3 separate regions of the Mus musculus genome follow, and all the other regions are linked to region 3. A link is a loop called in an ENCODE intact Hi-C map of the cell type or tissue named here. Cell type or tissue: left cerebral cortex. All regions are shown on one strand. Region 1 overlaps Tiam1 (T cell lymphoma invasion and metastasis 1). Region 2 has its middle 56 kb from the start of Gm10789. Region 3 holds the start of Tiam1 (T cell lymphoma invasion and metastasis 1).

Region 1 (8,000 bases), 65 kb before region 3:
AAATTGTTTTAAAGTGTTCCTTTAAAAGAGATCTATTTTATTTTGAAAGCCTGTTTGCCTGAGTGTGTATGTGTGTACCATGTGTATGCAGTATCACACTAAGGCCAGAAGCAGGTATCAGATTCCCTGAAACTGGAATTTCAGTTGGGGGTGAGTAGCTTTTCTTGTGCTGGAAACTGAACCCAGGTCCTCAGCAAGAAAAGCCAGTGCTCTCAACTGCAGGGCCAGCTCTCTAGCATTTATCAAAAGAACTCTTAACCAGGCATCCCTAAATGGATTTAGGGAACCCGTGAACCCCAAAGATGATATACAGAAGAGTGATCCATGTGTTTATATCTGAACAAAGTGCAAGCAAGGTTTTTAGCTGTTCTCAAAGTGCCTAGGACATGGGTAAAGACTCATTGACCTATGGGGGTCAATTATCAGCTCAGGCAGTACACTTATTTCGAAGTCATTTAAGTTAAGTGGCCTAACAAAACAAACTTTTTAAAATCAAAATGATTTTTCAAGGAACTCAGGACCCTGTTTGGATTTAATACTAGGCTCTCTATCCTAGTAAGACCATCAACCTTATTATTCGCTGGTCAAGGGAAACCAGGGACAGCTTTTAGAATTTTCCTAGTCATCTAATTTGGAATGGGCAGCACTAATTTCCTTCTTAATTGATAAGGTGATTTTTTTTTTCTTCACCAGAATTGAAGTCTTTAACCTTAGGCTAAGGCTGTGAGAGGCTCCTCCATGTTGGGAGTGCCTTAGAAGGAAGTGCAGAAGACCTGAGGGTGGAGACCGTACACCTAATCTCTTTAGGTCACCCTTTGTGGTGGTTTCAAATAAGAGTGGCTCCCAGGGCCGGTGAGATGGCTCTGTGTTTAGGAGCACTGGTCACTCTTTCAGGGGTCCTGAGTTCAATTCCCAGCAACCACATGGTGGCTCACAACCATCTACAGGGAGATCTGATGCCCTCTTCAGGCAGGCGGATATATACACAACACGGCATTCATACATTAAAAACAACAACAACAACAACACGCTCCCATAGGGTTATACATTTGAATGCTTGGTTACCAACTATCTGAAAGGAACAGGAGGCGTGGCCTTGTGGGAGAAGTGCGTCACTGGGGGGTGGGCTTTGAGGTTTCAAAAGCTCAAGCCAAGCCCAGTGTCACTCTCTCTTCCTGCTTCCTGCGGATCCAGAGGTAGAACTGTCAATTACTTCTCCAGCACTATGTCTGCCTGGTGCCACCATGCTTCCCACCACGATGGTAACAGACCTCTGAATCTGTATGTCAGCCCCAAGTAAATGTTTTCTGCTATAAGAGTTGCCTTGGCCCTGATGTCTTTTCACACCAACACAACACTAGGACAACCATTCTCCCCTGGAAAGCTACAGAGTCAGATAGAGAGGGTCTGTGAGGTTCTTCAGGAAGTTGGTATCTTGAAACTAGGCTGAAATGAATCCATAAACTCTAACAGAGCCCTCCGCCTCCCACTAGACACTGGGGTGCACAGACTTCTGGGAAATACTGACTTCTGGCCATCACCCTTCAGCCCAAGTCTCCTTGCAGCTCTCTAGATTCTGTGGCTTCTTACAACAGTAGTAGTAGAGCCAAGTCACATTCTTCCATCTCCTAGTTAGGTTCAATGAAGGTCTCCTCAAGTGTGCACAATGGCCCCCAGCCTAAGTTTCCCTCAGGCACCCCGTAGACATTCTGTGCCTGGTCACAGGGCAGATCACCAATGGCACGTCTCCCCTTTCCTACTTATCCTTTGAAAGCCCCAGAGCTGCAGAGGAGGAACTCTAGAACCTGAAGCCACGCCTTGACCTCCCTACTAAACCCACTATTCAGTGGGCATCTGTAACAACCTTCCAGAGTCAGTGATCTAAGGTTTACATTTATTTCATCCCAGAATGCTGGATCTTCCTATAAGCTTCCTTTAAAAAGAACCCAAATTCATGAGGTTAAATAACCAGGACGCAGGAGGCAAAAACTCCAAGCCCAGACTTGCTGACACCCTGGATTCTGCATGACCCCAGGCTGCCCTCTCCTCAGTCTGTTACCAAAGAAAGAATAACCAAAGGGACAAAATCCATCAAGCCATCAATTAAATCTAAGGAGCAACCTAGTGTGTATTGTGTCCTGGGTTGAAATCAGTAACTAAACCCTGCTTCAATGGTGGGAAGCTCTCAGCACAAACTACACACAACATGTGTACACATAAAAAGCACATGAATTAAATAACTGTGTGCCAGATGCCAAGGCTCGTCCAACGTGCTACTTCCAAAGTTAACATGTGAACTCCACAGCCTGCCCATTTCGGAAACAAATCCAACCACTGAACACACACAAACAGGAAAAATGGCCAAGACCTCTTTTTTGATCATTTTTGAATCAAATGAAATTGTCCGCATTAGTTTGGATCCAGCACATTTTCTCCAAGCTGAGAGGTCACGCTCTTAGCCAAATGTTTGCCAGGAGATTTTTCCGGTGGGAGTGAAGTGGCTGACGGGGCTGTTAGAGACTGGACTGCATCTCCAGGGCCGACAAGGAGGCTGAGATCTACGATTCAAGCTTGCGACAGAGGTCCCTTGGGTCAAAAACTTTGAGAAGAAAAAGAATTCTTTTCAAGGAAGCTTCCACACCCACTGTCTCTTAAAATACACTGTTTGGAACACAGTGGGCTCAAACTTAGCCTAGGAAAATGTGGGTGGATGGATAGTGTTGTGCATAATTCTGGGGTTTGTTTCAAGTCATTAAAGATCCTTACTCAACATATAATGTCAATACCAAAATAATACTTCCGTTCATTATGTTAGCTCCACAAAAGGCTTCCAAGCCCGGCATCTCTTTTGGCTCACCTCATACAGCTCTGCTGGAGGATGGTGTCACTCTCCCTGGACAGGGGAAAGAGCTACAGGAGGAAGTGACTTACCCAAGGTCACCGGGTGGGTGAGCAGACAAGCCAGCATGCTAATGGCCTCCTTAGAATTCCGTGTGTGCAGCACTCTGCATTGCATTAAGCCGTGGCTTTATGAGACACCACACTCAGATGATCTCACTTCTGTATATTAACTTGGGAAGTCGTGAGGCAAGGGATGGAGATTTCACACCACAGTCTCCCAGGGGAGGAGAGCGCTGGCTCACTCTGCCCCTCTTCCATGGGTGGTTGGTATTTAAGGGCAACAGTGTGTCCAGCTATCTCTGGAGTTAGAGACAGCGCTCTAGAACACAGCTGGGCAGCCCTTGCCAACCTTACATAGGGCACAGGCTACTCAGTCCAGGCAGAGGTGTTGCCTGCATCAACACACCCTTTGCCAAGTTCAAGGCAGGCAGAGTATCTCTCTGAACCAGGCGTCTAATGCCAGTCTGATGGCAGACAGCTTCACGGCCATGCTTCAGGGCTTTCCATGGGACCCTTTAACAGGGCACCTGTTGTGACCTGCCAAACTGACCGTTCAGTAGTGACCCTGGGTGGTTAGTTAACCTGTTAGTTCTGTCACAATCTCACTTTGGTTATAATCTCAAATCAGAGTAAAGAGAGGTTAAAGTTTACCTTCTCAGGTGATACAAGATCTGGGCACCAACATCCAATGGTCCGAGTCATCTACCCACACAGCACCACTACCAATGCGAGTGTTACGCCGGCGACCAAATTCCCGGTCCCTGGCTGCTTCCTAAGTACTAGGCTTCCGGACTCCCGGACAATTCCATTCTCTCGAATAGTCCTATTATTATCCCTACTGAGTGTGTACATCCATGATGCCAAGGATCTGACACAGAGCCCCTTGGAAGCCATTCAAGCGAGGTCCTGCCACTGAGCTAGAGTCTCCAGTCACAATACCTCCACTTAGACAGGTGAAGAAATCAAGGCTTTAAAACAACCACTAACTTGCCCAGAGTCAACCAGGTAGGAAGGGGTGAAGGGTCTAGAAGACTGGCTTTCGTGTCAGCAAAATCCATCTTCAGGGTTCTTCAGAAAGAAACCCGGTGTCACTCCAGGCCCTCCACCACCTGGCCCACCTTAAAAGTAACACTGCCACTGCCCATTGGACTCGAACTGGCCAGAGTGCAGCACTGCCCCCTACTGGGCAGGTCGGAGTGCAGCAGCCTTTGCAGGTCACCTCGATGCCCACTGTCTTTCAAAGTAAAGAAGCGCACCCACTCTTGGATCAGAAGCACAATCCACTACCGGCTTCTTAGCCTGGTCAGAATCCCCAGCTCCCCAAAACCTGCCGCAAGGAACAGCAAAGGACCAAAGCATGCAGGGCCGTCTGACATTCACTCCCGCTATTATTGCCAGACAAGCTAGTGGGCCACCCTTTCCCTGGTAAGATACTTTTCAAGTCTCCTAAAAATCTGCTCACGCCCCTTCTCTCCTGCATTAAACTGCCAAGCAAGCCGACTAAGTCTCTTCATCCCCACCTTCCAGAGGGAGCCTCTAGAAGTCAGGGTTTGCCCAAGGTCAAGCAACTTGGCTGCAAGCTAGAAACTGGGAACCCACCCATATTATTCCTTCTGCTACACCTCCCTCCAGAGACGGGGCTGGCCGCATCGTGAGGAACAGGAAATTGAAATGGCTCCTGGTAAGACGGCGAGCCTGCCAACACCAGAGAGAAGCTGACAAGTGACCGCAGACCGCCCTGATTCAAAGGATGCCTCTTCCGAGGGCCCGCCCACGGACTTCTTCCCACCTGCTGCAGTGTGGATATGAGCTCCGAGCGCCTGCAACCCACCATGCCTGCTCGTCCAGAGATGATTAGGTGACAGAGTCCCATCAGGGAGGTGTTGTGGAGGGACTGAGTTGAGAGGCAGTCTCCCAGTATGAACTTAATAGCTCTATTGCCATTCCTAGCACACCCTCCCACCCCGCTGCATACACACCCCTTAATCTCCACCCCCTACCCACAGAACTGTAAGAGGGGCGCAGCAGAAGCGATGCCAGCTGCAGCAGCTGCCAGACAAACCCGGGTACAGCCCGATTTCAAAAAAAAAAAAAAAAAAGAGAGAGAGAGAGAAACCGATAAGAGCAAAATCATGCACTTTAAGAGGCGCGCACCACTTCCAAAATACTGAAACATCTCTGAGGCTTTACCTGGGTGGTTTTTGCTCTTCTGCCTTGCATGCTCTTGCTAAGGCTAATTTGTGGGTTGGTGGCACCCTCGGAAAGACAGTGCGACTTCCTACAGGGAAGCGTGTTGTAATTACTGTACGGAGGAGTCTCTTCGGCAGCAGCCGGTGGCATCTTATGCTTTGCAAGATCGGGAATATCCGACACCAAATTCCGGCAGTAGCTTGAGAATCTGTTCCTCGGTCCTCCATTAGCCTTCACCCCAGAGTTTTTCTGAGCATACAAGTCACCCAGGGAGTTGGCTCGCTGACAGGTGCTGAGCTGCCGGGGACTCGCCTCTGTTTCCATCCCCCGAGCCTCCTCGCAATCCTTCTCTTCCGCGGAACCCAAGATTTCTTCGTTGCTTGTTAAATGTTCTTGGCTCAGATCTGAGAGTGAGAATTCCAGGCTGTCCTCCCGCCAGATGTCTGCAGATTTGGAGCGCTTCTTCTTAAAGCTCGCTGTCTCCATGAATGTGGGCCCATTGGATGTATAGGGACACTGCCTCCTGCCTCCCTCAGCCAAGTACGTAGCGTCATCCCCGTAAAGCCGGCTCTCCTCTGAGTCTGGCATGCTCTGCACAGAGGCTGCAGTGAGGACGATGCTGCCATCTACGCTGGGAGTGACGGAAGAATCGGTGTAAGATACGGGTCTCAAGCCCATATCTACTCGGTCCACCCAGATGGGGTCCCCGAAGTCGTCTAGGGCGCCTTCTTGGGAGAAGGGCTCCAGGCCATTTTCAGCCAGGGACTGGGGGATGCTGGGCGTGCTGCTGGACCGGGTGCTCACTTCAGAGTTCCTGTGGATCGCCTTCCCGGAGGAAGCATGCCGTGTCCTCCGGGTCTTGTGTGACAGCCGCAGGGAGCGTGAAGTGTGCTTCCGCCCCAGGCTGGCATGCTTTTCTCCATAAAACTCGTGGTCTACATTTTGGCTTTCTGCGTTTCCCATGGTTTTATGGTCTGTAGCAAAGGGGAAAGAAAAAGCATGAGATAATTGAGTCTGTATTAAAATGGGTATAAAAACCTTAAGAGTAAGGGCTTAGAATCAGTATAAGCAGACACTTTGGGTATGGGGTTAGGTAAATAAAAACATTTCTAATTGCTTTGGCCCCAGACATGGCCCCCAGGACTGATACAAGGCAACAGGTGAGAATACCATTATCAATAGATAATAATCAATATCAATACAGATAGATGTTTATGTGAAACAGTCACATAAATTCAGTAATGAGAGGGCTGTCTTTGCCCAAAGAGTAGATGCCAAGAGACACCAGTGTGTTGCGTGTGTGCAGGTGACCACTCTGCTCACCCTGGCTTTCTTCCGAAGAGTCACAGTGATACACTGCAAAGTGGACGCTTACTGAAAACTAAAAGACAAAGGAGCATTCTTTCCTTCCCTTCCTGCCAGGGCTTCTGTTTGTTTTCTTGGTTTCATCTATGCCCTTTTATCTGCTCCATGGTTTGGGGAGATGGGTTTTGGTTGTTGTTGTTTTGTTTGTTTGTTTGTTTGTTTTTTGCCCTTTTGTTTTTTTAATTCTATCAAACCTCAAAAAAAAAATCAGTCAAAACTAGAAAGCTTCAAGATGCATATCTAATCAAATTTTCCTAACGAATTGAAATCATAAAGAAAATAGGCTGCTACTGTTCACTTCTCAGCCACTCGGGTACCTCTGATGTGTGGGAGGGCGGGGAGGAAGGGCTAAGAAGGGACAAATGCAAACCTCGCTCGCTCGGCAGCTGACTAACAGGTTTAATCTGGGAGCAAATCCAACCTGTGAGCATGAATCTGGTACACAGTGGCCCGGAGACAGAAACGCACCCTGGAAACCAGCAAGTGGGACACTCCCGGTTCACTCAGGCCTCCCAGACAGCATTCCTAGTCTCCATCCCTGTCCTGAAGGCACAATTCTGTCACCCATAACTGCAAGAAAGGGGGGTAGGGGGAGGGCATCTTCACAGCTTCACAACTGTGACTCTATTTGGCCTCGACCCTGTTGCAGAGTCTGCCCAGTTCTCTTCCAAGTGTACACACGCAAGACAACACATGTGAAAACACATGAAATGAAATAAGAAAAAGAGGGTCTGTCTCCCTGGGAAGCACCGCGCTAGCTCTGTCAACAGCATGCAGATCTAAGCATTTGAGAGGTAGTTGGTGAGGACTACAGCATTCTAGAAGCCAGAGTTGAGCAGTAAATGACAGAGACACAGTCTCTACTCTTAAGAAACCACAGAAGGGACACAGTCACCAAGACAGTAAATGGCACCCCAGGAAACAGGAATTGAGGTTGATGACCACAGCAAAAAAGATGCAAGTGTACTAACGTAAGGCGCCTTCCTATTGGTCCAGAAATCACTACAGTCCCACTGTTGACTCTAACATGGCTTCGGCTCTGACAAGATATCTTATTGTGTACTTGGTCATTCGGCACACCAGAAAAACTTCCGGGTGATGTGCTAGTGAATTCAGGGTGATTCATCGGGATACCAGAGGTCAAGCTATCGCTGTACTAGCATGTTCCCCACTAGCCACACATCGTGATTCTCAAAGGGATCTTCCAGGAAAGAGGACACCCTCTTCACCATCGGGAGAAAGCAGTATGCTCACACCTCTCTAGGTGATGTCTAAGCAAACTTAAAAGGCTGACGGTCCACGTCAACGATGCATCACGATGCATCCTTAATTCCTTCCTGAATTCCTAAGTCTAGCACTTGCTACATGTTTTACAAGCACAAGTAAACACAGATTTTACTAACAGTAAAGGCATGGCCAATTTCCTAAAATTCATGTTATTATTTTATTTACTTTTGAGGAGTTAGGAATCGAGCATAGAACCTTGCACATGGTAGATGCATGTTCTTCACGGAGTTACACGCCATCTCACACAGCTCTTTATT
Region 2 (8,000 bases), 120 kb after region 3:
CTTAAACTTCCCAAACTCCTGAACCAAGAACTGAAGAAACTTCTATTCTTTATAAATTACCTGGTGTCAGACATTTTGTTCTAACAACATAAAATACACTAACACACCTGCCTATCCACAAAGGCGTATTAACATGGAAAAACAGGAGTCCAACTGAGGTACCCTAAGCAGGAATCCTTTATTCTTTCTATAAAGCCTGAGTCTGGGGAGAGAATCCTTAGTAAAGTGCTAGCATGCATAAAGTAAGGCCCTTCAGTCAATCTCCCAGAGTCTATATAGAAAACAGGTGTGGAAGTGCAGGTGTGGGAGCACAGGTGCCAGAGAACAGGTGTGGAAGCACAGGTGTAGGTAGGAACACAGGTGTGAGAGCACAGGGGTGGGAGTGCAGGTGTGGGAGTACAGGTGTGGAAACACAGGTGTGGGAGTACAGGTGTGGAAGCACAGTTTGGAAGCACAGGTGTGGGAGCACAGGTGTGGGAGCACAGGTGTGGGAGCACAGGTGTGGGAGCACAGGTGTGGAAGCACAGGTGTGGAAGCACAGGTGTGAAAGCGCAGGTGTGGAAGCACAGGTGTGGAGCACAAGTGTGGGCTCACTTATTTGCAATTTCAGGACCAGAGAAAAAGAAAGACAAGGATCCTTGGGCCAGTCAGACTAGCCCAGTAGGTCATCTCCAGGTCCTAATGAGAGATCCTACCTTTAAAAGCAAGAAAGATGGCTCCTGAGGATGACACTCAGGTTGACCTCTGACCTCTACCTATGCACACAAAAGTGAACTTGCACACTTACACAATCCCCAAATGCACATACAAAAATAACAAAGTCACACAGGGTTGAATTAAGAGCATAAGTCAATTACTTGAGGAAGAGGGGGAAGCGGTGTCTCAAGTAAACTTTTAAGAGGAAAAAGACCGATTCCTTACTGGTGACAACCATCAAGGCTACAGTAGACTTGGGCTTTCCAAACCAAATAAAGGACAGGCACACATGAAGGAAGCCAAGAGAAACAAGCTGACTGTGCTGGGGAGAAACTGAGTGTTGGAATAATTCAAGTGTGTCATACCTGACCAGCGCCACTTCAGTGTGGCCAATATCTGTTGGTCTGGAGACCTCAGCAAGCTGTCACTGAAGGGGAGGGCACAGTGGGACACAACAGTCCCCACTCACACCATTTTCTTCTCCCACTCTTCTCCTCTTTCCTTGTACCAGCCAACAGTCTAGACTTGCTGGCCACAAACAGCATCATATGACTTCAGAGCTTGAGAAAACTAAGTGTTTTGAAAGGACCAGCTTCAGAAACCACCCTAAGATCACACCATGGGACAGAGGAAGCAGGGCTGGCAACTCAGTGGCTTACCTGACAGAGCAACAGAGGAGCTCAGCACATTGGTGACAGCACATTGGTGACAGAACTTCCTTCCAGATCAACACAGACTTCTACAGTTTGAGGTGAACTAGAACCAGCAAATGACAAGAGGTATGGGAAACTGGTAGGGATGGGATTCCAGGTGCTGTGTCTGACCAGCCTCAGAGTCAACACAGATAGCTGCAAAGAAAACACTTAGCTGGGCTGCGTCTAGAAAAGAGGAGGTTAATGGCTCACACATGCTGGACTGAGGGATAAGTTATATGAAACCAAATCCATTTCAAGGAGGCTTTTGGCTACTTGAAGAACACTCCCAGAAAAGGGGAGTTGCGGGGAAGGACCCTGTATGTCCTGAAGACAAAGTTTAGAAACCAGAGTTGAAGAAACAGCAAAGTAATCTATCGTGAAGAAGAGAAAGAGGGAAACCCCCAATGATCTGAGAGTATTTGGGAGCTCCTAAGTCAGCTGCTAAAGTCACTGAAAAGCGAAATTAGAGATGTGCTCCCTCCCCAGGTAGGAAGCAGCTTCTCTGTGACATAATTTAATGCACTGGGAGGTGGTAGATCACACCTTTCATCTTAGTACTCGGGAGACAGAGGCAGGTGGTTCTCTGTGAGTTTGAGTCCAGTCTGGTCTACAAAGCAAGTTCCAGGGCAGCCAGGGACTCTGTTACATAGAGAAACCCTATCTCAAAAAAAAAAAAAAAAAGGATAAGGGTGGAGACTGCCCGGAGGTTAGGAGCAAACGCTGCTGCTGATGGCTTGAGTTCAGTCCCTAGTGCTCACAACTCACACTGGGAACCCAGTGACACAGGGCTCCTTCATCTCTGGCTCTGAGGACATTGTTCTCACATGCCACACACCTACACATGCACACATACTCACACCTATGCATGCACATATACACACATACACACATGCCTACATATGCATACATATGTGCAGTCACACACCTACACATGCATACACGTGTGTGCAAACACACCTACAAAACACAAGCACACACACCTATATGTGCACACACACACACTTAAAATACAAAACATAAAACAATGGAGGAAGAGGTGCTATGATGAGCACACCCATGGCCTTCCCGGCTCAACATTAAATGTAACGCAGTCACTACTCCACCCTGAACCTCCCTCTCTTGGGAACTCCGATTCTACTTACACTGCAAACCAGCGGTGGTCACAACAGACTGATACCAAATTGGAGGGCTTTTCCATTTACTTACCAGCTGTCCAACTCTGGACACCAGCCCAGTGTGCCGCAAGCTCAGAAATAACAACAGGGGCGTAGGGTGGTAGGGTCTCCCTCAGAAGGCAAGGGCTCAGCCCCACCTCAGACATAAGCCACAGAGTGAGTGCAGCAGGTACCGTGCCTCTGCTGACCCAACTACAAGTCCAAGTGTAATTACAACCCTTCCTCGGGTTCACTCACTTGCTACAACACCCACAGGAATCGGGAAAGCCATTCACTTACAGCCACAGGTTTACCATAAAGGCTCCAACTCAGGAATGGCCAGGGGACCTCCGTGCATGGGGTAGGGGAAGGAGACGCAGGCTTTCTGACACATCGCCCTCCCTGCATCAACCCAGAACCTCCAAATCCCCATTGTCCGATGACCTTTCAGAGGTCCCGTATGAACAAGTCATCAGCCCCTGCCTCTCCCTGGAGGGGAGGATGGAGCGGAGAGTTTCAGCCTCTGAACACATCTTGGTCTCTTTAGAGACTAGTCCCATCCGGAAACCAATCAGAGCTGTGATTATAAAAAGATAAAAGGTATAGGAATAAGTTCTATGGGGGGTGTGGTGTGGTGAGGTATGAGGGAAGGGGATGTCTCGGTGGGCCCATGCCGAGGCATCCCTTCCCCCTGGGAGACCAGCCACATATATATAGCATAGACTAGAATTTATTTAGGGCATGGGGAGGGGCGTTAAGAGAGTACTAGATATAGAGAGAAAGGCAGAGAGGAGAGAGGAGAGAAGTAGAGGCTGGCCATGACCACGTGGAGAGAAGAAGGAATAGAACGGGGAGAGAAGGGGAACAAGGGGAAAGAGACAAGAGAGAGAAACAGGAATAAGAGAGGGAAGAGGGGGTAAGGAATCCCTTTTATAGTGGGCCAGGCCTACCCCGCTGTTGCCAGGTAACTGTGGGGAGGAGCATACCTGGCTGTTGCCAGGTAACTGTAGGAGTGGAGTTTAGACAGAATGCCAACAAACAGGCCAACCATCTCAATAGCATAGAAGACAAAGAACATTCTAGCAACGCTAAGCCAGGACCCAGGACTAAGGCCAAATCTGTATTGCTCATGACATATATCTTGGGAAATTCTGTTTGTACACAGATCTGAAGATCTGACCTTCTTGTTGGCAGAGCAGCCTGGCGCGTTGAAATGCAGACCAGCCTATCTATGCCTTTGTCACAGGGGCTGCGGAAGCTTCCTTCGTTTGTGCGCGGTGATGGTTTGGGTGGGAGAGGAAGGCATGGGAGCCATAAGCACAACAGAAGGGTCGCACAACACACAAGCTGACACCCGGGGACACTCCCGCCCGCCCGCCCACCACCCGTGTGCATCTGGTGAAGGCAACAGCTCGATCTGCCAGTCCTCAACAAAACCAGAAGTGTCCCCACCCCACGCTGAAAACATCGTGGGAGACCTTGGCAGTGACCCAAGACTAAGACTCGTAGCAACCACTAAATTATAATATCGATGATGAGCATCAGTAATTGAACAGGCCTGGGCTGGGCACTATCCTTTATTATCACCGCTAGGAAGATGAGGAAGATGGTAATGAAGCTGCCATGCCTCTCTCTCAGACGAAGACACAAAAGCACAGACACTAAGTGACACACGCCATGCCATGCCACTGCGGAATGACTGAAGACATGGTCTTGGGTCACGCTGTACCGTGCCAGCCTGCTACCCATCCCCTGACTTTGTTTAGAAAAGCATTCTTTTCTGTAGGCGAAAATCAACGGGATCTAAAGCAGCTGGCATAGTGTGCCCACTAGGCTGGGATCAGACTCTCCCATCTATGTTTCAGGAGGCCAGGGGCTCTGAAGCTCCAGGCCTGCAACTACACCCCCCACACCAACCCACAAGACAGTGTGTAAAAGGCAGAGTGAGTGGGTCTGGTGCCAAGAAGCCAGAGCCAGTTTATTTCCATCCCAGTGTTAAGACAGCCGGCACCAGGTTGAGGCTAAGAAAGGCTCCTTCTAATTTAAACTTTATTTTCATACACATGTCACAGCTTCAACATGGTGAGCCTCGTGTCTCGCTCTGTGGATGTCTAAGAGGAGGAGGAGGAGGAGCAACTTCCACGGTCGTCCTCTCCCACTCACTCCAGAGCAACTGGAGAATCCGTAAGGGTGTGTTTCACAGCAGAGAGGAGTCTGGGAAACGTTGGGGAGACTTAGAAAGAAAGGAGAAAGCAGGTACTTCCTCCTGACGGGATCTGGTAACAGGGGTCTCAGAAACCAATAGGAGCAGAGACAGTGGTCCTTGTCCCATCTGGGGGGGGGGGGTGGCGGTCAGCTCATCAGGACTCCAAGCCATCTGAGGAAGCCTTGGGCAGAGCACAGAACCCAGGATGGTACCCACCTGGACTCAGCTCATGTTCCTGCAAGGTTACAATCAAAGCCTCCCGCCAGGTGACGTGGGGGTCTCTGGAGATGACAAGGTCATACAGAAGAGTCTTCATACAGGCACTCGGTGCCTTGTGAGAGAGACCCCAGAGAACGGCCTCCCCTGTGTACCGCATAAGGACACAGGAAAAGATGGCAGTCTGTGCTGGAGCAGGAACCAGGCCCGGACACCTGTGCTCGCACATCCCAGCCTCCAGAAACTGTGTGGCCCACAAGCTTCCAGCCTGTGGCCCGGCCTGTTCCATCAGCCTGAGGTATCGTGGGTATGAAGTGTTCCCCCAAAAGGCTCAAGTGTGGGCACTGACACGGCTAAGAGGGGATTAGAACATGAACATGGGCGAGACCTCGCTGCTGGACTGGAGGATAGATGAGTTTAGAGTTGGAAGGCTATTGGGAAATGGGGCCTGGTTGGAGGAGGTGGGCACTGGGGACGCACCTCTGCTTCCGGGCCATAGGGTGTGGCTTTCTGTCACATGCCTAACAGCAATGGAGCCTCTGAGAGGACTGAAACTGGGAGCCAGAGTAACTATGCCCCCCTTTAAATGTCCATCAGGTGTTTTTTCAAAGCAGCAAAGAGCTGTCCAACACACAACCTGAATAGTCTGAGACATCCGGAAAAAACACTGCACCCCAGACACCTGTCACTTCACATCCTCCCCTCCACAAAGAGGCCACCAGACACAGATGGTGCTCAGGAGTGAGTGCGGCCGACCACGTGTCCCCTGCTGGCTGGATGAACCTCAGAGTCAGCACTGTGGGCAGCCTCCAAACATGGCACCCCTTCCCGGGTGAGGACCTGACCAAACAGAAGCTCCAACCACTATCAGGAACAAATTAAATAAAGCAACAGAGGAACCTTAAAGGGCAGGACACAGTGGGCTCCAAAGTTCACCTACCACTTCCTAGCCCAACCACACATGGCTCAGATGTTAAATCACACACCAACCACCCACCAACCGCCCACTCAGGGTCGGGAGCACAGCGTGTCCTATAATCTCAGTCCTGTTCATTCAGAAAGAGAGCCAGCCTATAGACTGTCTAGGGCCCTCGGTAGTCAGGAGCACCCTCTCACTCTAAGACTCCATGTTACAGCTTGAGTGGAAATCTAAACCTTTGTGTTTCCACAAAATCCATGCTGAACCTGTAACCCTCAAAATGATATTTAAAATGGGGTCTGTTAGATCAGGTGTGGTGGTGCATGCATGTAGTCTCAACATTCAGGAGGTAACAGCAGGAAGACGAGATCAAGGCAATTCTCGGCCCCATGGTGATCCCGAGGCAAGACTGGGCCTTGTGAAATAAGCACACTCACGCACTCGTGCACTCACGCACACGTGCCATCCTTCCCTAAGTTGTATGAATCAGCTTTTGAGTACTAACAACTTACTTGAGTCAGGCTATTTTAAAAAGAAAAGAGGTTTACTTGAGCTCAGGATCTAGAAATGCAAAGTCTAGCTAAGGGGCCTTATCTAAGTGAAGGCTGCCTTGCTGCCAAAGGAGTTGGCATGGTTAAGAGATGGAAAGATGGTAAGAGATGGAGAGAAAACACGCTCATGTGTGCATCTGCTCAGGAAGCCATCAAGATCCTGCCATAGCTCCACCCACCTTATCCATAAATGGCTCAAACTCCCTCTTCTTAATACCATTAGCATGTAATTTTAACGATTAGGCTACCGTGACACACAACGCCTTGGAGAGGCCTCTAACCATATCCAGAAAGCTACAGAGATCAGGCCTCTCGGCTGTGAGGACTCAGAGCCCTGTAATTAGTGTTCTGTGACCTCGCCAGCATCTGGAGTCTCCTGGGAAAGGAGTCTGTCTCTATGATGTACTTTCAAGACTGACCTGACCATTTGGGGATTATCTTGATTACGTTGAGGCTGAAAGACTCACCCACTGCTGGTGGTGACATTCTCTAGGAAGGGGACCCTGGATTGAATAAAAGATTGGAGAAACCCGAACCAAACCAAATCCTAGCATGCATGGAATAATTGTAACTGCAGAAGTAAGAAAACCAGCAGCTTCAAGTTCCTACCTTCTTAATCCCCATGCCGTGATGGACCGTGGTCATGAAGGGCGGGGCCTTCTGTAACTCTATCTGGTGTACCCCCATGGCCATAACATTCTCTTGGGGCCAGAGATGGTTCAATGGTTAGGAACACAGTTGCTCTTCCAGAGGATTCAAGTTCAGTTCCCAGCCCCCACATCTGGTGGCTCACAAATGCCTGTAACTCTAGTTCCAAGGGATCTGACACGCTCTTCTAGTTCCTACAGATACCTGCATATGCACACAAAGCATACGCTCACACACACACACACACACACACACACAAATAAAAATTAAATCTTTAAAAAAAAAAGCGAAACTGGAAAGCTGGTGGCTCAATAGTTAAGAGAGCATGATGCTCTGGCAGAGGACTGAGTTCCCAGCATCCAAATCAGATGGCGTGCAACCACCTGGTATTCTAGCTCCAGGGGATCTGATGCCCTTCTTCTGGACTTCAGAGGTCCCTGTATTTACATGTGCACATATCCACAAAACACGCTGCACATTATTAAAAAGTAATAAAGTAATTGTTGCAGATATCCTAATGTTTCAGAAAGAATCACTAAGGTTAAGACATTACACCTTAAACACAAAGGCTCAAAACACCCAAAAGTTACTACCAAGTAAGGCGACAAATAAAATAACTTACTTTGAAGATCACCAGTAGGCCCAGACCTACCCTTAAAAAACGAACACACAAAAATCTTGATCTCTGATTTCTCTTAAAGCCATCCCTGAGCGTCCATCTGTCTTCTCGTTTGTTCTTCAAGCTCATATTCTCAGGCCACATAAGACTTGGAGGCTGGGGACAGCCCAGTTAGCAGAGCGCTTGATTAGCGCACACAAGGCCCTGGGTTTGATTCCCAGACCTGGTGGCACACACCTGTAATCCCAGTACTCAAGAGCTGAAGGCAGTAGGCCCAATGTCAGCCAGACTGGAAG
Region 3 (8,000 bases):
GAGCAGACAGGCTGGACCAAGAGCAGATGTCCTCCTTGAAGAGAATTCCACACCTGAAGCTCATCAGTTACAATCCATCCTTGGGTGCAACAGAGAATGACTACCCCTGTACAATAATGAAATGAAGGCTACTCCAGCTAACCACCACTCCCCAGAGGGCTCACCACCACCCCCACTCCACCCATCCCCCCCACCTCACCCATGCCCCCCATCCCACCCCCGGCCCCCAGGTCTGCCCCTTATAACTCCAGATGCATAAATACGATGCACAAATCACACCATACCCCCCCCCCCAGGACCTAGTTGACAATCCCTAAGAAGATCAAGAGGCTTGGGGCTGGAGGACCTCACAATCCAACATTCCTTTCTAAAACCCAGGCTGTGGCCTCTGCCCTGAACTCTCTCTCTCTCTCCCAGCTCAGCTTTGACGTAAGCATGCTCACCTGGTCATGGCTCAACGTGCCACCCTTGTTGAGAAAGATATGAAAGGAAGGTAGAGAGAAAAATGAGATGAACTAAAAAGAAGAGTAATCCCAGGGAGGTACGGTAAACACTGGACAGAAGAAGGAGGCCGTCACTTAACTAGGAAACTAAGATTAAGACCCAGGAAATGTAAAAGGTATCCCTGGTGAGCTACCCACTCCTAGTGAGGAGGGGACAGACAGGGAAAACACTTTATTCCATTCCCAATTCTGTTTTCTCCTTTCCCGTTATTCTGATCGGCAGACAGAGAGAGGTGCTGAGACTGCAAGTATGACCAGAGAGGACTAGAAACAGGAGACACTCAGTGGACTGCCATTCACGAAGAGCCTACTTGTGCCAGAGCCACAGGCAGTTTGTGTGTTTACATCCTCACTGGAGAGAGGGACATCCGGAGGTTAAGCATTATCCTGAGACCTCACAGCTAACTGGCAGAGTCAGAAAGGCTGCTCTAAACTTTAGAGCACCCAGGCTCATGCATTAAATATGAACAGAAATGAAATGTTCCTCCCCAGTCATTACCACAAATTTGTCTACTCTTGCACAAGGTAAACGTGTATTGCCGAGAGGGCTGAACGCTCCCACACTCCACGGTAAATCACCTCGCAGCCCCGTGCACACTCTGGCTGGATGCTTCTAAAACAATTTCACAGGGTGTGCCCCAGTGAATACACAAAACCCACCTTGGAACAATTTGGCCCAATATGTATGATGCTCACAAACAGAAGGTACGCTTTAACGAGCAGAAAAACACGATCAACGTCAAAGACAAGTACATAATGTCTTCCTCCTTACAGCAGAGGGACTCAGCTGCTTGTTTACAAAGGACGTTGTAAAACCTTTTTGACAGCATCCCATAAGCAGCATTTTTTTAGATGTACATTTCAATGTTTTTAATTTAGGAAGGAGGTGGGCTTTGTGTGTCAAGTACAAACCCATGTTGGTTCTTCCAACAGCAATAAAACTGACATGTTAATAAGGCTGATCAAGAAAATGCACACAGGTGGAAGAGTGTGGCTTAGTGGTATGGCACTTGCCAGGATATCATGGATTTAGCACCAGTAAACACACACACACAGCGGGGGGGGGGGGGGATGAATATGAACAAATATAACCAATGCCAAGAATGAAAAAGAAAACATTTTTATATATGCTCCAGTCTTTAAAAACAATCTATCCAATGTAACTGTATACCAATATATTTTAAACCTTACAAGAACTGGGAAACTTCCAATGAAAATTAGTTACTAAAACAAACAATGTCAGTGGTCCTATAGATCTGTAACAAACTGTATTCAGAACTTTAAAAGCATATAAAGCAAACAGAGGCAAACCAGGAAGGAGGGGGAGGGGGCCAAAAGAAGACCACCACACAAGAGCTGGAGCTTTCCAGACACTTAGGGGTCCTACAGCAGAGTCAACCCCAGCTCCGTCCACTGTGTCCACCCACAGCGAGCACTTCATCTGTCACTCGCCGCGCAGCTTCCCCTTTCTCTCCCCCTTTCTCTCCGGGTTACTGTTCCATGAATCGCATCCATTACTCAGTGTTGCCCTGGCCATCACAAGATCCAGTTCAGCTGCCTCCTGCAGAGCGGCAGACAACCGGTTCCTCAGAAGTAGGTGCAACAACACCGTGCCCACAGCCACCTCCCTACTGAGCTGGTTCTGGATCCACAGAAGAGCTAGCAGGTGTGACAGCTTGGGCCATGCCACCTGTCCGTCCCCCACCCCCACCCCCACCCCCACCCCCGCCAGGTCTAGTTTGGTCACAGAGTCGTTCCTTTACATGTAGATCTTTACCCCTCAAGGGAGCAGAAGGTTCCCGGCAGCCTGCTTCCCAGATTCGCAATACCAGAGTGGAAGAGACAGCCGAGCCATCCTATCTGACACTAGGAAAATGACCAGATCAGCTAAGAACACCTCCCATTCCACTCTCTTCAAACTAGGAGTTTGTTGCAAAATGGATAGGTAGTTACAAACCTAAGAGCCAGCCATCGCAGTTACCTTTCTTACTATAAAAGTAATTTCATGAAGGATTAGCTAGTAACAAACATATAAGATCCTGGCTCCAATGCATCACCAAATCACTGATGAGATCCGAAATATGCAAAACAGGTATGTCAGCCTCAAAACTTCCTTTGACTTCACACAGCAATCAAAGACCACATACCCAAGAAAGTGTGCTGAAAACAAAAATCAGGATGGGGGGGGGGGGCGGAGCAGGGGGAGTGGGGGTCCGAGTTTATGCTTTGCTAGGATATTGTCTCTTACAAAGACCCCAAACCTGGTGCCACCCTTCAGCCAAACTTCCTCTCTTCACTCTACCCCAAATTCGATTAGGCAATGAATCAGATCAACCAGCTGCGGCAGAAAAACTCACATCAAAAATGAAGTTCCAGATAAACAAACAGTTCTCCCCCTCCCCCTTTCCCCATGCCAAAGGGGCTTTTAGCCCAACTAGCCTAATTGCAAAACTAGTGGGAAAACTCGAGACTTCCAGACCCTCATTCCAGAAGTCCCATCCAGGTGTTGGTCAGGAGCCAAAGCTTCAGAACACCCCCACCCCCACCCAAGGAAACCAGCCCAGCCTAGAATCCCAGCCCTCTCCTTCGCATTCCCTCCACCCACCCTACCCCATACACCGCCTAATCGCCCGAGGCTCACACAGCACGGTGGGTTTCAGGCAGGAAGCATCCCTGGTGGGTGTCAAGATCAATCTCACTGCCTCTTTCCCGTTTCTCTCATACAATGATCCTCGCTTAGGCAAGAGAAACTGATGAAGTTTTCCAGCCTCTTTTCCCGGAGAGTCAGAACCCGCGTGGCAGACTGCTTCTCACAGCACAACTGAGAAGCGCGGCGCTCTGGGTGCAGCATAGAAACTAAGCAGTGCCAGGACTCTGGCCATTCAGTCTCCCAGCCCCAGACCACAGTAAAGAGTTCCGGGGCTCCCACCCATCCTCGGCACAGCCTCACGCAGCAGCTTTCCCCGAGTACCCAGCACCAGAAGACTGCGGGTAGAAAGTGGATTGAATTTTCCGAAGCTCACCCGCTGCTCAGCGAGGCTCACACTCCCGGCCGCCTTTCCATCTCTCCAACTTCCAGTAACTGAAATCAGGAAGCTGTAGCCTTCCCCGCTGCCGGCGAGGGAGTGGGTGTAACTTGTGAAGTTTCGTGCTATGATGAATCTGGTCATTTGGGTGTGTTGGAGAGGGCCCAGGGCGGCGGCGGCGGCGGCGGCTCCTCCTCCTCCACCTCCCTCCTCTCCTCCTCCTCCTCCTCCTCCTCCTCCTCCTCCTCCTCCTCCTCCTCCTCCTCCTCCTCCTCCTCCTCCTCCTCCTCCTCCTCCTCTTCCCTCCCCTCCTCCTCCATCCTCGCCTCCCTCTCCGCCCCTTTCTTCAATTAAATTCTCGCCTTTGGCGTTCCTTTGCCTAGCTGAGGACTCTGCTGGCTGTCGTTCAGTTCCAGCACCCTGCTCCGCCACATCCTTGAGATTTCTCCCTATAGGATCTTAACTATTTTACAAGTGAAACTGAGCTCTCTGTGCAAAGCATAGGCTCTTGTTTGCTGTCACCTGCAGATATCTTGGTATCTCCTAAAGGATAACTACACCTCCTTACCTGCTCCCACAGGAGCGGAACCCTGGATGGTTTGCTAGACAGAGACGTAATTCCTAAACACTTGTTTAAACATAGAAATCGGACAAGGGAGAAAGGAGAAAAACAAAAACAAAACAAAAACCTTTTTAAAACCAGTGCTAACTGCTAACACAGTGCAGAAAATCCTCCAGAAGTTCTCTCTCGCTGGCCCTCTAACACAAAGCGGCCATATGTTTGATTCCCATGAACAACATTTATAGGACAGTTTCTAAAAATTGCAGAGGAAACCCACTAACTTCCTTCTCCCTCACTCCAAAGAGTACTGCTCTCCTGGCTCCACCTTGGTTTCCAAACATTAGTTTCATTAAATAAAACTTCTAATGGCCAGTGATAAAAAGAAGCCTCGGGTGTGGCCGGTCAGAGGAAGGAAGCATCATGATGTAGGAAGGCGGGTATCTGCAGCACAAAGCAGAGAGCTTTTCTGACATGGCTGCAGCAGTCGTGGCTGAGATTGACAGGTGAATAAAGCATTATCACTGTATAAGGTTGTTAGCTGTAGCAAAAGTCAAAGATATTGGAGCTAGAGAGATGGCTCAGAGGTTAAGAGCATCACTGCTCTTCCAGAGGTCCTGAGTTCAAATCCCAGCAACCACATGGTGGCTCACAACCATCTGTAATGAGATCTGATGCCCTCTTCTGGTGTGTCTGAAGACAGCAACAGTGTCCTCATATAAATGAGATAAAGAAGACCCCTGTCCCCACGCAAGGGACTTTCCTCAAATATATGGACCACAAAAATAGAAATGCAATAATCATTAAAGGGATTACAGTGACTCGAACACCAACCGGAATCAGGCAGGCAGGCAGGCAGGAAGCCATTGGTAAGAAAGGGATCTACAGTGTTTGCCAAGCAGACAAGAGGACCTGATCCAAAACATCCAAGCATACTGGCTGGCACTCGCCAGTAGCCCTAGTATTATGAAGACAAGGATTGCTGGCCAGTAGAGGTGACTGTGAGCCCCAAGATCATAAAGTGGAGAAACCCTGAAGAGACATCCGAGGTCAGCCTCTGACCTCCTCAGACTAACACCACAATGAAAAGGTACATGTGTACACATAAGCACACACATACACACAGGTACACACGAGCACACACGCATACACACAGGTACACACACATAAACACACACATATACACAGGCACACACACATGATCACACACATACACACAGTTACACAAACGCATTATAACTCCCAGAGAAACAGTGATCAGAGTTAGTGTGGTGGAAACCATGAGTTTTAAACATGACAGATATGTGCCCCCACACATAAGACGTGTCTAGCTAATCTTTATGATATTGGTAATGTGCACAGAGGTTGGCATAAGACAACTAAGGAAGAAAACAAACTTCACCACGCCCATGCATAGGTCTGAGGGAGCAAAATAAAGTATCTCCACGGAGCAAGGTGACCACACATTAAAGGGTATTTGTAAGTATGTATAGATGCTTTCCATCTTCCCAACTTGAGGAGAGAGTCCACTAGGAAGGATATGGGATGCTGCCAAACAGCCTACAACATACAGAACAGCCCCCATAACAAAGGACCAGCCAGCCATGAGAGCCCACAGTGCTGGTCTAAGAAAACCCAAGAAAGAGGTGTCACCATCGGTGCAGTCTGCTGCTTTGCCCACCCCTGTGGTACCGTGGCACCGTCAGTATTACAGTCTCTAGGAATATTGTCCTCCTCCTTTTGCACCGATTAGCATTTGATGGCTGAGAGCCATATCTGGAGGCTAGACAGAAGCGAGGAGCCAGGGCAGCAATAGGAAGGCCCTTGGTGTGGGGTGCAGACTCAGAGTCCATTCGAGCACAAAGTTAATGAATAACCAAACTGGGGTGAGAAGATGATTAGAATGATCATACATACCAGCTTTAGAATGATCGCTAGCCCGGCCGGGCGGAAGAGTCATGCTACACACTGAGACATGTGACATCACAGAGGCGGCGGAGGAGCTCCATCAGTCATCTCAGTATCGGCAAGCACCGGCCTACCCCAGAGCAGGAAGGGTGTTTAATCTCAGTATCGGCAAGCACCGGCCTACCCCAGAGCAGGAAGGGTGTTTAATCTCAGTATCGGCAAGCACCGGCCTACCCCAGAGCAGGAAGGGTGTTTAATCTCAGTATCGGCAAGCACCGGCCTACCCCAGAGCAGGAAGGGTGTTTAATCTCAGTATCGGCAAGCACCGGCCTACCCCAGAACAGGAAGGGTGTTTAATCTCAGTATCGGCAAGCACCGGCCTACCCCAGAGCAGGAAGGGTGTTTAATCTCAGTATCGGCAAGCACCGGCCTACCCCAGAGCAGGAAGGGTGTTTAATCTCAGTATCGGCAAGCACCGGCCTACCCCAGAGCAGGAAGGGTGTTTAATCTCAGTATCGGCAAGCACCGGCCTACCCCAGAGCAGGAAGGGTGTTTAATCTCAGTATCGGCAAGCACCGGCCTACCCCAGAGCAGGAAGGGTGTTTAATCTCAGTATCGGCAAGCACCGGCCTACCCCAGAGCAGGAAGGGTGTTTAATCTCAGTATCGGCAAGCACCGGCCTACCCCAGAGCAGGAAGGGTGTTTAATCTCAGTATCGGCAAGCACCGGCCTACCCCAGAGCAGGAAGGGTGTTTAATCTCAGTATCGGCAAGCACCGGCCTACCCCAGAGCAGGAAGGGTGTTTAATCTCAGTATCGGCAAGCACCGGCCTACCCCAGAGCAGGAAGGGTGTTTAATCTCAGTATCGGCAAGCACCGGCCTACCCCAGAGCAGGAAGGGTGTTTAATCTCAGTATCGGCAAGCACCGGCCTACCCCAGAGCAGGAAGGGTGTTTAATCTCAGTATCGGCAAGCACCGGCCTACCCCAGAGCAGGAAGGGTGTTTAATCTCAGTATCGGCAAGCACCGGCCTACCCCAGAGCAGGAAGGGTGTTTAATCTCAGTATCGGCAAGCACCGGCCTACCCCAGAGCAGGAAGGGTGTTTAATCTCAGTATCGGCAAGCACCGGCCTACCCCAGAGCAGGAAGGGTGTTTAATCTCAGTATCGGCAAGCACCGGCCTACCCCAGAACAGGAAGGGTGTTTAATCTCAGTATCGGCAAGCACCGGCCTACCCCAGAGCAGGAAGGGTGTTTAATCTCAGTATCGGCAAGCACCGGCCTACCCCAGAACAGGAAGGGTGTTTAATCTCAGTATCGGCAAGCACCGGCCTACCCCAGAGCAGGAAGGGTGTTTAATCTCAGTATCGGCAAGCACTGGCCTACCCCAGAACAGGAAGGGTGTTTAATCTCAGTATCGGCAAGCACCGGCCTACCCCAGAACAGGAAGGGTGTTTAATCTTGTTCCAGTTTTATCAGAAGAATGTGACAAATCGCTAACGGGTAAAAAACGAGCTCCACGGTCCACGTGGAAAACGCATCGCTCCCTAAGAAGTTTCTTCAAGTTTTATCTTATTCCCAATTCACATATAGCGGCATAAATTTGTCAGGTACGAGGTAATGTCCCCATGCCTGTGTATGGAGCACGATGCTCAAGTCGGGGTGATTAATAGATCCGCCACCTCAGTGCATCTCACTGGCTCTGGTAAACATTCAACTCCCTGCTGCCCCGCTGCCTTGAAGGATACAATGCATCATTGACTACTGTCTGCTGTGCCCTAGATTCTTGAACTAACTGTGGCTTTACATGTACCCTTTGGCTACTCTCTCCCTCCCTGCCCCCCGCCCCCCCCAGGCTTCCTCCAGCCCTTGGTGACCATTATTATACTATCTGTCCCAGGGTGAATGAGAATGTCCCCCACATACACTCCCACATCTCAATGCTGAGGTCCCAGCTGGTGGCACGGTTGGGGAGGTGGCAGAGCCTTGCTGAAGGAAGTGAATTG

Evidence for each region. Hi-C counts contacts between places; a loop is a spot of excess contacts. Peaks named below come from ENCODE experiments on the same cell type or tissue, not always from the same donor. Only the 100,000 strongest peaks of a DNase experiment are listed, where the experiment ranks them.
Region 1: a loop joins it to region 3, with 4 times the contacts of the local background. A loop is called at or near these places in 2 of 42 quality-filtered maps.
Region 2: a loop joins it to region 3, with 8 times the contacts of the local background. A loop is called at or near these places in 3 of 42 quality-filtered maps.

The regions. Positions count from the first base shown.
Region 1 is chr16:89,892,514-89,900,513 of GRCm38, forward strand. Tiam1 (T cell lymphoma invasion and metastasis 1) reads right to left here. Exons shown (of 28, transcript NM_009384.3): 4 at 5,092-6,065. The coding sequence starts at 6,054. Among named protein-coding and RNA genes, the nearest start is that of Tiam1, 64 kb to the right of the region's middle. In left cerebral cortex, a CTCF peak has its summit at 4,080 (motif pointing left); DNase peaks (open chromatin) are centred at 2,756, 3,060, 4,109, 4,589 and 2 more places; H3K4me3 peaks cover 3,621 bases; H3K27ac peaks cover 2,445 bases.
Region 2 is chr16:90,081,761-90,089,760 of GRCm38, forward strand. It overlaps a transcript of Tiam1 not described here. Among named protein-coding and RNA genes, the nearest start is that of Gm10789, 56 kb to the right of the region's middle. In left cerebral cortex, no CTCF peak of the experiment used is centred here; DNase peaks (open chromatin) are centred at 4,066 and 4,582.
Region 3 is chr16:89,957,151-89,965,150 of GRCm38, forward strand. It overlaps Tiam1 (T cell lymphoma invasion and metastasis 1), which reads right to left and starts at 3,677. Exons shown (of 28, transcript NM_009384.3): 1 at 3,527-3,677. In left cerebral cortex, a CTCF peak has its summit at 4,807 (motif pointing left); DNase peaks (open chromatin) are centred at 3,604, 3,952 and 4,267; H3K4me3 peaks cover 2,012 bases; H3K27ac peaks cover 432 bases.